Linked DNA regions of Homo sapiens: region 2 is linked to region 1. A link is a loop called in an ENCODE intact Hi-C map of the cell type or tissue named here. Cell type or tissue: PC-9. All regions are shown on one strand.

Region 1 (2,500 bases):
CTTTGTCCCTTCACTCTTCACAATAAACCTTGCTACTGCCCACTCTTTGGATCAGTGCCATCTTTAAGAGTTGTAACACTCACTGCGAAGGTCTACGACTTCATTCTTGAAGTCGGTGAGACCACGAACCCACCAGCAGGAGCCAACTCCGGACACAAAGGGATTCAAGATCCCATTGAAGAGGGGCATAATGAAAAGATATCTTTAAGGATGACTGCATACCTATAGGTGGTGGCTTAAAAGAGCAGTCTAATGTTGTTAACCAGTGTCTTAATTTCTACCATTTTCAAAGAGAATTTACTATGGACAGAATACGATGCTACGTGTTATGAAGGATCAGCAATGGGTAAGGCTTGCAAACTGATCTGGTAAAGAAAAAGACTTAAATTATATAAAGACTTAAATAATAAAATAAAAGATAAATAATAGTTTATTAACATCTTCATTGTTAAGATACAGGATAAGAAATTGTTAATAATTATTATTTTGATTACTATATGTATAAGCAAGGCATAAGTAAAGTACGTTGTTTCATTTAGTCTGCTCAAAATAGCCTTCCAAGAGAAAGTTTTATTACACCCCTTGTAAAGTTGAGTAAACTGAGACTGTAATATTTAAGGTTGTCCAAGGTCCCATTGCTTTTAAAAGGAGAACTGGAATTTGTATCCAAGTCTGTGATGTTAAAGACTAAACTTGGCCCTTTCAATTCTTGGTTGCAGGAAGGAAGAAATGTCCCTTTGGTCCGGGATGATGGGGGCAGGCTTCACAGAGGATAAGGGTGACAGCTGAGTATGAAGGGAGGGTAGGAATGGAAGGGCTCTGGAAGGAAAAGAGTGGCTTCCAGATGGGGTAAGTGTCTGATTGAGAGTTGAGATGATTCAGTCGATTAAAATTCTCTTTTGCTTACTTATGCCTGTTCCTAGTTGCATAACTTTCAAGGATGCTAGAATACCACCACCAAGGAAGAAATGTGGTCAAATAAAGAATGCCTTAAGTGCCAACGGAAAGACTGGTTTGGCCAGTGCTGACGTTTTCACGCATGCCCGCATGCACACATGAGGATGTAGGAACATTATGTGTAAGTTGTTTTCTGGGGAACAGCAGCTTTTTATTGTGACATTCAGTAATGTCCTTTCTAATGTTTGGAATTAAAATGACCCTTTCTCAAATGATGATGATAATAGTTAACACTTGAATAGTCTTATTTAATAGCTTAATTAGGTTAGCAAGCATATGTTGTTGGCAAAAAATATTTTTTCCTATGATTGGTCCATGACTTCCACGGTCTGGAAAACATTCACGTGATTGCTGCATGTTACTATCAGGGTATGTGTGAGGAACATCCTCTTCTGTTCTGCATAGGTAAGGGCTTTCCTTGTGAAAAGTGTTTGGCACTTCCAAGCTGGCTGCCTTATAAATGCCATGTTGAACCCAAATTGTTTGTACTGAGTGACCGTCCCTTTGCCAATGTCTGTTTCCAATATGGTATCTTTAGGATATAAGTGGAGAATAATCTCTTTATTTCACAAATAGGCCCCATCAGACAAGAGCTCGAGCTCCAGGTCCTTCTAGGGGTCTTCAGTGACCACAGAAGGAAAGAAAAGCTGAGTTGGTCAATGCCAATCTTTAGGAAAATTATTTCTAAAGGTGGCAAGAAGGGCCTAGTGTAAAATATGACATACTCTGCCTCTCTTTCGTTTGTTCATTTTGTTGGATTTTAGCACAATATGTATATATATATTGGTGGAATATGAATGTGGGAGTAATCAGCAACAGAGAAGACTTGGGAACATGGTAGTTATCCCTTCAATTATCTGCTAGAGTAACATAGATGAGGCTTGCTCCAGGGGCACCCTAAGATTTGAACTAGGACTTAAGGATGAAAGTCACAAGTAGGTAAGGCTGAGGCCAAGTTAGTAACAGGAGCAACTCTGGCTAAGTCAGAGCTGTCAGCAATGGCCTGGGCTCCCTCATACCCATCTCTGACAGTGTTGGTACAAACAACAGAAGGCAATGTCGAGAAAATCCCAGGGAAATAATTCTAACAATGGAGGAATGATGTGACTAAACACATGCTTTGGTTGGGTTTATTTGGATTGCAAGCAAAAGAAACTAATTCTGGCTAACTTAGCAAAAAGAGGAAGTGTTAGAGGGATACTTGAATAAACTGAGGAAAAGAAAAGAGCTAACAAGTGAGCTTTAGGAGGGTCAGTGAGAAAGTTGCTCCAGTACCCTCAGTAGCAGGAAATCCTAAACCTTTCTTCAGAAGACCTACTGTTTACAGAATAACTTTGTTACAACCTCCAGGCTTAATGGAAAAAGAGTAATGTTTGACCTTCCTGGAAAGAAAATCTGTTAGCCCCACCTAGGTCAATCAGTTATGGCCTGATTTCCCCATCACTAGAAACACACCCTAAATAATGGGATCACACCAAAAGAAAAAGGGACAGCTATGAGCTGAGGGTCATCCTAATTGGCAGCTCTCTAATGATCTTACAGC
Region 2 (2,500 bases), 130 kb after region 1:
TTTCCCTTAAAATGAACAATATCACCTAACAAACATCTAAACAAATATCTATCTTTGGATGGGGTTCAGGTAAATTCTGTATAGCTCTGGAACAAAAACCAAGACAAATGGAAAGACATTTCAGTTCAATATAATGACAAATGAGCTACCTGTAAGAGCCATGGAACATGAACCACCACCTTATGAGCCCATGGCCTGCCATGGGAATGGTATTCACCAGGGCCTGGTGAATTCCTTATGAGTAATCCTGTGAATGGGAGACAGGCTTCTGCAGGCTGAGAGGTTGGACCCAGTTGCTTTCCAATTCTAAAACTCTGTGCCATTTGGTTTGCAAGGAATTTAACAGATACCACCTCTCCTTTCAAAAGCCCCCTTTAGGTTTCAAAGCACTTTCACATGTGCTGGTTTATATTAATTTTAGTTTGCTGCTTAAAAAAAAAAATCTTATCCCTACAAGAGTTCTGTAGAGTAAGCAGGGCAGGTATTATCACCTCCATTTTACTGAAGAGAAAACTGAGGCAACCAGAGAGTGATGTTTAATGTTATGGGGTGAGACAGAAATTAGTTATGAAATCACAGTTTCTTTCTCTTGACTCACGGCCTCACCCCTCTTCCCTCTAACATCACACAGCCTCTCCCTTCCCACCAGGGTTTGGAAACTGGGTAGACCTGACCTAAAGATGCCTGTCTAAAGATAATGGGTGCTGGTTGAATGAAAAACCAACAATGCTTGGCACAGATGATATCAACTCACCAACAATGATAATACCCATCTGACTGTTCCCACGAACTTATGTGGACTCAATCAAAGTCAAGTAACCAGTGTGTCAATTCAGCTTAAACACTGTGACTGAACAAACCAGTGGCAAACTTGAACAGCCCAAGAGGCTGGTGCCTCTAGTTGAGGATCTCAGTCAATATACTTGCCCTGTACCTAAGTCCTCCCATAGTCCCAGGGCAGAAGCCCACAGGTTGGGCTTCTAGGCCAGTTAAATAGTGAATAGGGCCCATATCAGGCTTAATGAAGCAGGGCTTTGTTACTTTCACCAAAGGAATTAACACAGGAATTTTGTATTTATTTTGCAGTGGCAGCAGATTAAGCACTTCAGCAATAATGTGGCAATTCACCAAAAGAGGTCTTAGTTAGGTGCTATCTGAAACCATGAAGTTAAGTGGGAAAACATACACATGGAAAAAGTTTATATGTTTTAGAAAAATAAATCCAAATTTTAGATAAATGATACTCTTCACAAAGTATGCTAAACAGAGGACATATTTTCATTGGCTGATAGTGCCATTTGCATACATATATCATTTTCTGTGTGCCAAACTCTCTGCTGAGAACCCCTCCTCACAACCACCCCCATTCAAGTCATTACAGGAGGAAACTGGAAGGTTAGTGAGGTTAAGGGCATTTCTCCCAAGTCACAGCCACCAGGTGGAAGCAACAGGATTCCACCCTGGGTCTGATGACTCACAAACCAGCATATTTCACCATTACTTGTTCTCTCAAAATGTTGAAAGTATACGCTCCTTTTATAAACAGGAAGTAATTAAAATTTCTTTATAATAGCATAATAAATCACTTCAGGAGATGGAGAGTTAACTTGAGAACAGCTGGAAAACAAGGAGAAAAACTAGGCTGGACTTGACACATAACACACAGGGAGGAAGACGAGAGACAGGTGAACAGGAAAGAATACAGGCTGATTGAATCAATGGACCCATATTGCTAATGCACTAATACTAGTATTGGCTATTGTTGATAAATTATTTTTATTCTATACTACATTTATTATGGAAAGTAAAATGCAAAAAACATCATATGATAAATTTTTCAAGGGTAAAACAAACTTATAAGTTGAATTTCAGTATTTTTAATCTCCATTCAAAAATCAAATCCAAAATGAAGGTGGAAGCATATGCAATTCCAAAATCTTTCTCTATTCTTATATAAATCATAACATTCCATATTGTTTTCTAGGAAATGAATTTTATTGGTCAATATCAGCAAGATGGAAACTTTCTCAAATAAACCATTTTATGAACTTTGTATATAGACATTATAAAAATACATAACTTTAGATTCTAACATGAATACATTCATAAATGGACTTTCCACTTTGAATATTGCTGTTTCTTCAATTATTTAATACTACACTATATTTTTGGTGTTTCTCAGCTAAGTGTTTACACATATATTGACATTTATAATTTTTCTGGGTGTCATTTAAATTCATACACATATTCCACAACTAATTACATAAGTTAATCTTTTAAACAACAGTAAATATTGGCAAACATCAAGATTTTATATATGCTGTGCTTATAAACATGTATCCTTTTAACAGTGTTAATAAATTATTGATGAAGGTGATAATATCGCAGATACTTAAAATACTTTTCTTCTTAGCTACATAAAATTCAGTCTCCAGTATTCAATCTAGTCACTCACTCAACAAACCATTGAGCACCTATCACATTCAAGACACTGTTGTGG

The links. Peaks named below come from ENCODE experiments on the same cell type or tissue, not always from the same donor. Only the 100,000 strongest peaks of a DNase experiment are listed, where the experiment ranks them.
Region 2: it touches region 1 in a loop (3-fold over the local background); 7 of 110 quality-filtered maps call a loop at or near these places.

What each region holds. Positions count from the first base shown.
Region 1 is chr3:55,749,782-55,752,281 of GRCh38, forward strand. All of the region lies in intron 14 of ERC2 (ELKS/RAB6-interacting/CAST family member 2), which reads right to left. Among named protein-coding and RNA genes, the nearest start is that of ERC2-IT1, 92 kb to the left of the region's middle. In PC-9, no CTCF peak of the experiment used is centred here; a DNase peak (open chromatin) is centred at 960; H3K4me3 peaks cover 299 bases; H3K27ac peaks cover 1,053 bases.
Region 2 is chr3:55,884,462-55,886,961 of GRCh38, forward strand. All of the region lies in intron 14 of ERC2 (ELKS/RAB6-interacting/CAST family member 2), which reads right to left. Among named protein-coding and RNA genes, the nearest start is that of MIR3938, 33 kb to the left of the region's middle. In PC-9, no CTCF peak of the experiment used is centred here; DNase peaks (open chromatin) are centred at 670 and 1,510; H3K27ac peaks cover 2,162 bases.